Linked DNA regions of Homo sapiens: region 2 is linked to region 1. A link is a contact called in ENCODE POLR2A ChIA-PET data. All regions are on one chromosome and are shown on one strand. The core of a region is the stretch at or near the end of the contact, and the rest is flanking DNA. Distances in the headings are between cores, read along the strand shown. Region 1 holds the start of CAMK2N2 (calcium/calmodulin dependent protein kinase II inhibitor 2). Region 2 holds the start of LINC02054 (long intergenic non-protein coding RNA 2054).

Evidence for each region. ChIA-PET counts read pairs that join two places held with the same protein, here RNA polymerase II (POLR2A).
Region 2: POLR2A ChIA-PET joins it to region 1 with 13 read pairs in Panc1. The contact joins the promoter of LINC02054 here to the promoter of CAMK2N2 in region 1. POLR2A ChIA-PET finds 5 or more read pairs at or near these places in 3 of 52 experiments (Caco-2, PC-9 and Panc1).

Annotation. Positions count from the first base shown.
Region 1 is chr3:184,260,301-184,265,373 of GRCh38, reverse strand. CAMK2N2 (calcium/calmodulin dependent protein kinase II inhibitor 2) reads left to right here and starts at 3,821. Exons shown (of 2, transcript NM_033259.3): 1 at 3,821-4,257. The coding sequence starts at 4,089. All of the region lies in intron 2 of EEF1AKMT4-ECE2 (EEF1AKMT4-ECE2 readthrough), which reads right to left. RefSeq lists enhancers at 1,967-2,729, 4,615-5,073.
Region 2 is chr3:184,399,997-184,405,077 of GRCh38, reverse strand. It overlaps LINC02054 (long intergenic non-protein coding RNA 2054), which reads right to left and starts at 3,541. Exons shown (of 4, transcript NR_161199.1): 1 at 3,393-3,541.

The DNA.
Region 1 (5,073 bases), core at 2,572-5,071:
CTACAGTTTCCACTTGACTAAAAGTGTCACTAATACTCAATTGTCAAAAGGCATGTTATCTGTGTAGAGCACGTGGACAAGTATACTAGGTTTGAGGGACTTCCAATTGAGAGACTCAATGCACTGTCACGCAACTCTATACAAGCTTTATTTCATTTTAGTGAAAATGTATTTTCCTCTCATGGGAAGGAAGCAGAATATCAGAATTTTAAAGAGAGGAGCAGAATTTAAAGAAATCCCCACATTTTTACAACATAGCTGAAGCTTATATATCATAATAGTCCACAGGTTTGTACTTAGGACTTTTGCTTTAACCATGATCCAGCAGGCACGGCCGGGACGGGAATATAATTATTTAAGAAGGAGGTAACCAAGTGAATTCTGGATTAAACTGTCATTTTTCCAATCTCCCTCATTGTGCAGAGAGAAAGGAGAATTGTTTCAATTCCTCACACAATACTCTTATCTCATCCTTGGCAAGAACCCTCATGCCTCTTCTTTGGCATTTTAGGTGAGGGGCAGCTCACTACCTCCCGAGACAACCCACTTTACCCCAGGACAGTTTCATCTACAAAACTGTCCTTTTCTTTCTTTTTTGAGTCAGGGTCTTGCTCTGTCACCCAGGCCAGAGTGCAGTGGCACCATTATGGCTCACTGCAGCCTCAAACTCCTGTGCCCAGGTGATCCTTCTACCACAGCCTTGCAAGTAGCTGGGACCACAGGTGTGTACCACCATACCCGGCTTGCTTATTTATTTACTTATTTATTTAGAGATGGGGCCTAGTTATGTTGTCCAGCCTGGTCTCCAACTCCTGGCTTCAAGCGATCCTTCTGCTTCAGCCTTCTGAGTGGCGGAATTCATAGGTGTGAGCCATGAATGTTGCCCAGCAAAACGTTCCTTAATAAGTAGGTTTTATCATCCCCATGCTTCAGACTAGAACATGGGGCTTACAGAGGTATCATATCATGCAGACACATGGTGAAAAGACTAGAAGGATATATATATATATATATAGTTATAAGGCCGGGTGTGGTAGCTCATGCCTATAATCCCAGCACTTTGGGAGGCCAAGGCGGGCGGATCGCGAGGTCAGGAGTTCAAGACCAGCCTGGCCAACATAGTGAAACCTCATCTCTACAAAAAATACAAAGACTGGCAGGGCGCAGTGGCTCACACCTGTAATCTCAATACTTTGGGAGGCCGAGTGGGCGGATCACGAGGTCAAGAGATTGAGACCATCCTGGCCAACATGGTGAAACCCTGTCTCTACTAAAAATACAAAAATTAGCTGGGAGTGGTGGCACACACTTGTAGTCCCAGCTACCCAGGAGGCTGAGGCATGAGAATCACTTGAACACAGGAGGGGGAGGTTGCAGTGAGCTGAGATGGCGCCATTGCACTCCAGCCTGGCGACAGAGTGAGACTCCATCTCAAAAAAAAAAAAAAAAAAAAAAAAAAAAAAAAGCTGGGCATGGTGGCGTGTGCCTGTAGTCCCAGCTACTCGGGAGGCTGAGGCAGGAGAATCGCTTGAACCTGGGAGGTAGAGGTTATGGTGAGCCAAGATCGCGCCATTGCACTCCAGCCTGGGCAACGGAGCAAGACTCCGTGTCAAAAAAAAAAAAAAAAAAAAAGATGTTATGTGATTTTCTTAATTTTCCTAAAATTTTTTTCCTTCCTTCCTTCCTTTCTCTCTCTCTCTCTCTCTCTCTCTCTCTCTCTCTCTCTCTCTCTCTCTTTCTTTTATTGAGACGGAGTCTCGCCTCGCTTTGTCACCCAGGCTGGAGTGCAATGGCCCAATGTCCGCCAACTGCCACCTTTGCCACCCTAGGTCAAGCGGTTCTTGTGCCTCAGCCTCCCAAGTAGCTGGGACTGCAGGTGTGTGCCACACCTGGCTAATTTTTTTTGTATTTTTAGTAGAGACAGGGTTTTGCCATGTTGATCAGGCTGGTCTCAAACTCCTGACCTCAGGTGATCCACCCACCTCGGCCTCCCAAAGTGCTGGTATTGCAGGCGTGAGCCACTGAGCCCGGCCTCCTAAAATGTTTTAAGTACAAACGAATTAATTTTTTAAAACCATGATTATGGGTCCTTCAGTTCAAGGTCACTGAGAAAGTGGGAGTCAGGATTGGAACCCATTACTGGACAACTTCCAGTGTATGTGGAATTTTCTGGACTCTCTTCCAGTGACCCCAGTCTTCCGCCTTTATTGTCCTTCCAGTTTCAGGGCTCCTCTCACTCCAGGCTGGGCCTCCACCTCCAGCTGTGGCCCTCATCCCGGAGACTAGGACAGAGCAGAGGAGGGCTTCATAGTGATGGGCCCCCAGGCCTGGGCCCTTGAGTGAGGCTGGCATCAAGGTATCCTGTGGCATACCGCCCCCCCCATCCAGTTCCCTGGGCAGCCACCATTGCGTTTGTCCCTGTGTCTCCGGTATTAACACCTGGCGAGAAAGTGTTGGAAGGAGACCCACTACAAGGCAGCCTCACCAGCTGTGTGATTTGGTAATTTGGCCAGATTAAGGAAGGAAAGCGCGTTCGCCTGGAGTGTGGAATGAACGTACAGGGTGATCATTACCGTTTTCAGCGCTGCCGTCACTGTCGCCGCATGTGAGACACCCCCTCCTCCCCAAGGCCAGTGATTGCGCCAGAGCTCCTGCGCGCTGGCAAGCAGGTGACGCCGCGGGTGACGGCCAGCCAGGGCGGGGGTTGTGGGGGCGGGAGGCAAGGGGAGAAGAGGGCATGTTCCCATCGGTGAGGCGAGAACTCACCCGTGGTCCAAAGCAACGAGGGCGGGGGGCACCCTCCATCTCTACCGCACTCCCTCGGGGCACACACTGGCGCGCTCCGCGTCCTCAGGTGCTCCGAGCTTCCCCGCGTCACCCGCAGCCCAGGGCGCCCCCCGCGACGCCGCCATTCATTCCTCCTACACTGCGAGCGCACCACTCCAGAGCCGCGGGGGGCTACAGCCACCGGACTAGGGCTGGGGGTGTCTGCCCTGGTGCGCGCGCGTCGGCCCAGTTTCTATAGACCCCTCCTAGGAGAGACTGAAATACCCAGATTCAGGAGACGGAGACACTGGCACAGAGATACAGGAGTCAAGAATGGAGATAGATAGAGAAAGGCAGACACTTAAGGGACAGGCATAGACAAAGGCCATAACACAGCGAAAGAGATACGGGGCACAGAGACAGAGAGATACAGACACTTAGAGATGGACTGACACACACAAAGGCGGAGACAGAGACACAGACCGGCACTCAGAGGCGCACGGACCCTGACGATCTACTTAAGACCAGCAGAGCAACTAGTACAAGAGCGCGTCAGCGGCAAGGGCACCATCCCACTGGCCCGAGCTCTTCCCGCGCTGTGGGTTCGTGCCTTCCCCAGTCACCCTGTACCCGAGTCTCCTCCCCGCGCATTTCCCGCTCCCCGCTTTCCATTGCCAGCCCTGCGGCCGCCTTCCCGCCCCAACGCGCCCGGCCAGCTTTTGCCCTCCTGCTCCCAGTCCCCCTTGCACGCCTCTCCCAGCCTAGGGGTCAGACCCTCCTCCAAGCTCCTCCAGTACCAGGCTCGATCCCACCCCCCTTCGGTCCCGCCCCTCCCCGCGAGGTCCCGGCCGGGTTGGCTGGTACTATTCCCCAAGACCCACGTGCTGGCCATTCCCCGCCACAGTGCGGGAACCTCCCACTCCAGCTGCCTCTGTTCCCGGGGTAGCTGGGCGCGCTCCTGCCCCCGGCCCCGCCTCTTTCCCCTGGCCAGTGCCCGCCCCGCCTCCACCGCGCCCCGCCCGCCGTGCTCTGCCGCAGTCGGGCGCTCATCGTCATTCCGCTCTTGCCGCCGCCGCCGCCACCCCCGCCCCCCGCCCCCGCCCCCGCCCGGTCCCCGCCACCGCCGCCGCCGCCGCCTGCCCAGCGGCCCGGGAGGCGGAGGCGCGGGGGAGGAGGCCCCGCTTGGCTCCTCAGCCCCGGATGCTGCATGACTTCATCCTTCCGCCGGCTCCCCTGCTGAGGTAGGGCCGGTCCGGCAGCAAGCCCGCCGCCCGCGCCCCGCCGCAGTCCCGCTCCCGCCCCGCGCCCACCCCGCGCCCGCCATGTCCGAGATCCTGCCCTACAGCGAAGACAAGATGGGCCGCTTCGGCGCAGACCCCGAGGGCTCCGACCTCTCCTTCAGCTGCCGCCTGCAGGACACCAACTCCTTCTTCGCGGGCAACCAGGCCAAGCGACCCCCCAAGCTGGGCCAGATCGGCCGAGCCAAGCGAGGTACGCGGCCCGGGCCCGGAGTCGCCGCCTGACCCAGAAACCCTCCGCCGGGCGCCCCCCGGCTGCCGTTCCCCGCCGAGTGCCCGCAGCTCTTGCCGCAGACCAGCGCACCAGCCGCTCTCCAGCCCGGGCTGGAGGGGGGGGTCCCCGCTGCAGTGTGTGTCCCCCTCTTCCCTTCTCCCGGGAACACGGTGCCCCGGATTCGATGCTCGCCACCTCTGGAAGCAGAGCCCTGGCACCCGGGCGAGGGGGAGGGGCCGGTCGGGGCATTTGGGGCTGCACGGAAGTGGGAGCACGGGGTAACGGGCTGATTCTTTGGGATCAAATACTGAGTCGGTGGACAATACGAAGAACCTTCGGGTCGAGAGGGACGTCTAACAAGAGAGGGCAGGAGGCCGGGGGTCCGCTTGTCTTGGTTGTTTGCATGGGGAGGGGAGCTCTGTTGGTGCCAGGATCGGAAGAGGGGTTCCAGCGGCGAGAGGGCTCAGGTTGAGGAGAGGGCTGGACCAGCTGGATACTCGGTTTGAGCCCCATTTGAGCAGGGGGATCTGTTGAAGTGCGGGTTGAAGAGGGGGATTCCGTGAGCAAGAGGTTTCTGATCAACTCAGAGGGAGGAAGGCTCAGGTGGCAGGAGGGCTCGCACTGGGAGGGAGAATAGCTGGAGCCTTTGGAAGAGGGGCGTTCCGCCATCGGGAGGGGAGGGGGTCTAGGCTTGGCGGCGGGTTGGGTCTCCAGAAGAGTTCGGACGGGGAGGACACCGCGGCACAGGGTTCCGAGGGGCGTCGCTGGGCCACGGGCAGTAGCTGCGCGGGAAGC
Region 2 (5,081 bases), core at 2,292-4,791, 140 kb before region 1:
GCTAACTGCAACCTCCACCTCCCAGGTTCAAGCAATTCTCCTGCCTCAGCCTCCCGAGTAGCTAGGACTACAGGGATGTGCCAGCACATCTCACTAATTTTTTTTTTATTTTTAGTACAGATGGGGTTTCACCATGTTGGCCAGATGGTCTCAAACTCCTGACCTCAAGTGATCCACCCACCTTGGCCTCCCAAAGTGCTGGGATTACAGGCATGAGCCACCGCGCCCGGCAGACCATGGCTTTTAAGCAAGGTATAGCAAAGTCACTGCACCCTCCCTGGCTGGTTGCTCTGAGGGAAAGTTCTGCACCAAGGAAGGGCCAGTCACAGCCCTGCCCAGGCCTCTAAGGCCTGCCTGCATCCTATCCTCCACCTGCATCACAGTCTCCGGGGAGCTTTTTAAAACTGTCGCTGCCCAGACCCCATTCCTGGAGATTCTGGTTTAGGAACAGAGCATCATTCTCTTGTAAAAGCTCCCAGGCCAGAACCACTCCTCTACATCCTCTGTACCTTGCAGATCTCACGAAAATCTACAGTGAAGCAGCTACAACTTGCTAGAGAGCGCTGTGGACTAGACGAGGCCCCATGAATCCTTCCTCAAGGGGACCTGGATCCTGGGCACTGAGTCTGCGGACCCTTGGACAGCTGACCTCTCCCTTAAAGCTGAAATGACCCGTCAAATCCATGTTCCACAAGTCCCTTCCTTTGAATCCCAGCTCAGCCACTTACTAACAGTGTTTTTTTGCACATCTTATCTAATCTCTCTAAGCCTCAGTCTCCTCTTCTATAAAGTGGGAGTGATAGTACCTACCCCAGAGCATTATGAATGAAATTAAGAATGCAAACTGGGGCAGGAGAATCACTTGAACCCGGGAGGCAGATGTTGCGGTAAGCTGAGATCATCCCACTGCACAATCACAGGCTCATGCCTGTAATCTCAGCACTTTGGGAGCCTGAGGCAGGAGGATCACTTGAACCAGGGAGGTCAAGACTGCAGTGAGCCATGATCACACCACTGCACTCCAGCCTAGGTGACAAAACAAGACCCTGTCTCTAAAAGTAAATAAATAAACAAATAATAAACATAAATTAAGAATTCATGTCACAGAATAAAGAGGTTTTACCCCACATACCCAGGTGGGTCATTCTCAGAGTAAATTTATGTTTATGTTTAAGAAGTACATTTTGTCAGGCATGGTTTCTCACACCTGTAATTTCAACACTTTGGAAGGCCAAGGCAGGAGGATCACTTGAGTCTAAGAGTTCAAGACCAGCCTGGGCAACATAGTGAGACCCCCCCCCCATCTTTACAAAAAATTAAAAAAATAGCCAGGCATGGCGGCATACACCTGTGCACCTGTAGTCCCAGCTACTTGGGAGGCTGAGGTGGAAGGATCACTTGAGCCCAGTAGGTCGAAGCTGCGGTGAGCTGTGGTGGTGCCACTACAGTCCAGCCTGGAAGACAGAGTGAGACCCTGGCTCCAAAAAAAAAGAAGTACATTTTGGTAGCTCCTGATAGGATCCAGTGAAAAACACAGAGCACTTCTATAGGCTATTCCTGTCACACACTTGAACCAGAATCCAATGAAGACTGTATTTAACTTTCAGTTTACAGGAAACATGGGGGATGAGGGAACAAATTAAATGACACTGTGAGTAGGGAACAAATATATCTAAGCGGTAGATCATTCTCTAGAGACAAATTAGCCAGTGTCTCCAACAAATCAATGGCATGAAATAAAGAGGGGGAGAAACTATAACAGAATGAAAGGATTTGAGAACCATCGTGAGAACAAAAGATGCAGTTTGACAGCCAAAGGCACTTAAAGAAAAATTCCAAAATTAAACACAGAATTACCATATGATCCAGCAATTCCACTTCTAAATATCTATCCAAAGAATGGAAAGCAGGGACTCGAATAGATACTTGTACACTAGTGTTCAAAGCAGCATTATTCACAATAGCCAAAAGGTGGAAACAACCCAAATGTTCCTCGACAGATGAATCGAGAAACAAAACGTGGACTATACCGTCAGCCCTCTCCGTACCCACGATTTCCCACCCAGGGATGCAAGCAACCACAGATCAAAAATATTTGAAGACAGCCAGGCGCGGTGGCCCACACCTGTAATCCCAGCACCTTGGGAGGCCACAGCGGGCAGATGACTTGAAGTCAGGAGTACAAGACCAGCCTGGCCAACATAGTGAAACCCTGTCTCTACTAAAACTATAAAAATTATCCAGGCATGGTGGCACATGCCTGTAATCCCAGCTACTCAGGAGGCTGGGACGGGAGAATAGCTTGAACCTGGGAGGCAGAGGCTGCAGTGAGCTGAGATTGTGCCGTTGCACTCTAGCCTTGGCGACAGAGTGAGACTCCATCTCAAAAAAAAAAATAAATAAATAAAAATAAGTATATGTATTGAAGACAAAATAAAATGAAAAAGTAACAATATAACAATAAATAAATAATGATACAGCATAATAATTTACATAGTTTTACAATGTATTAGGTACTATAAGTAGAGAGGATTTAAAGTATATGGAGGATAGGTGTAGGTTATATGCAAATACTGTGCCATTTTATATCAGAGACTTGAACATCCTTGGATTTTGACATCTTCGGGGATCCTGGAACCAATCCCTCATGGATACTAAGGAATGACTGTACATATAATGGAATATTATTTAGCCTTAAAAAGGAATGAGATTCTGATGCATATTACTACATGAATGAACCTCGAAAATATTATGCTAAGCGAAATAAACTCAACACAAATGACAAATATTGTATGATTCTACTTATATAAGATGTCTAGGATAGAGAATAAGCAAATGTGTAGAGACAGAAAGTAGAATCAAGGTTATAGAGGTTACCAGGGGCTGGAGGAGGTAGGGTGAGAAGTTATTATTTAATGGGTACAGAGTTTCTGTTTGGATCTCGGCTCACTGCAACCTCCGCCTCCCGGGTTCAAGCAATTCTCTGCCTCAGCCTCCCAAGTAGCTGGGATTACAGGCACCCACCACCACACCCAGCTAATTTTTGTATTTTTAGTAGAGACGGAGTTTCACCATCTTGGCCATGCTAGTCTTGAACTCCTGACCTCATGATCCACCCACCTCGGCCTCCCAAAGTGCTGGGATAACAGGCGTGAGCCACCACACCCAGCCTTAAAATGTAAATTTTATGTTATATATATTTTACCAAGAAAGAGAAATTTCACTTAATTCATATCTTGAAAAATATTAAAGAAGACCTATAAACACAGCCCAGAATGTTAGAATCTCTTTGCTCTCATTCCACTCCCCCTCACCCACACATGCCTCTGAAGACTTCTCCTCCACACCTACCCACCCCCTCCAGCCCTACAGCCCTCACCGCTGTACCCCACCTCTCTTCTCTCACTCTTAATCAGGTAGATTGACAGCCTCATTCCCAGCAAGAATGTTTCCTCTCTCGGGTGGGAAAGGAGGGAAGAGGCTGGCTCCAGAAGATTCCCTTTGACAGGCTGCCAAAGGTAGAAAGGCTGTGGTCATGCCCACAGTAATAGTTATTGTCGCATCACATAATAGAAGCCGGAGCACTGAGTCCCCTCCACCTTTTCATGGGCATGGGGAGCATTTCACCCCTCCCTAATGGTTCTCACACCCATTGTCAGATTCAATTACAGTGACGGCATTCAGTGCCAACTATACGCCAAGCATGTACATACGTTTTCTATGGTCCTTGTGACAATCATGCAGGTAACCATCATTAAGACCATGTTGCAGCAAACTGAGGCTCAGGCATGGCAAATGCCTTGCCAAAGTCACACAGCTAACAAGTGTCATTCTCGGTTCATACCACTCTACTAAACTGCTGCCAGTTCAAGGCTGGCCGTATTTCCGGGAAGTCGTCACAAAACTGAGGTGATGGTGGTCAAGAACCAAGTCACTAGCAAAGCACACTTCCCTGCCTCCCTTCTTCTCACAATGTCTACAGAGCCCACATCTACTCAGCTGAGTCTTCTTGGCAACCAAAATGAATACACACATTGCAAACTGTTAAGGTAACCACAGCTATATGGAGAGAGGGCGTCCAGCCTTGTAGCAACTTTGGACTGATCCTCAGGAGCGACCCCTCCTCCCTGGGAGTCACATCTCAGACTCCTTCTGGCTGTTGCCACCTCTTGGAAAATGAACAGGGAGCTGGAGCTGGAGCTGGGAGCTGCTCCCAACTGCAGTTCATTTGGGGTGTCCAAACTCACTTCTCACCAAGGCGCAGTTGTGAAGTATCTGCTTTGCCATCAGCTGGATGGGGCTCAGGCTGTGGAGTTTTAGTGTCACCCCAGCCTCTGGGTCTTCATCCAGATGTGCAAAGAGAACAGCCACCTGGCATCGTTTCTCTTTTCTTTTTTCTTTTTCTTTCTTTCTTTTTTTTTTTTTTTTTGAGAAGGAGTCTTGCCCTGTCACCCCAGAGTGCAGTGGTGCAATCTCAGCTTACTGCAACCTCCACCTCCCGGTTTCAAGCTATTCTCCTGCCTCAACCTCCCAAGTAGCTGGGATTACAGGCACCTGCCACCACGCCCCACTAATTTTTGTATTTTCAGTAGAGACAGGGTCTCGCCATGTTGGCCAGGCTGGTCTCGAACTCCTGACCTCAAGTGATCCACCCACCTCAGCCTCCCAAAGTGCTGGGATTATAGGATTGAGCCACTATGCCTGGCCTAGCATCGTTTCTCTTAAAATTCTGACAATCTATGGCAAAACTTATATGTGCGGTAATAGAGCCAAGCAAGGAAAAGAGATATAAAACTATAAACACAAGGCAAACTCAACAAAACACACAGAAAGAAGAAAAACTCCAAAAAAAACTCTGTATTCTCCACAAAGAATTTTTCCTAGTTTGTTTTGTTGTTTGATTTTTTAACCAAAATTTTTTACTTCAAGGAAACATTTTTATAATTAAAAAGCATGATTCACTAAAACTACCATCTGAAATTTTGAAATAAATCATGGCATCATAATGTTCAGGATAAAAAAGACTAGGGAAAACATCAAACGTAAATGAGGCTCATTCTGAATTGCAGTTCTAATTTTAT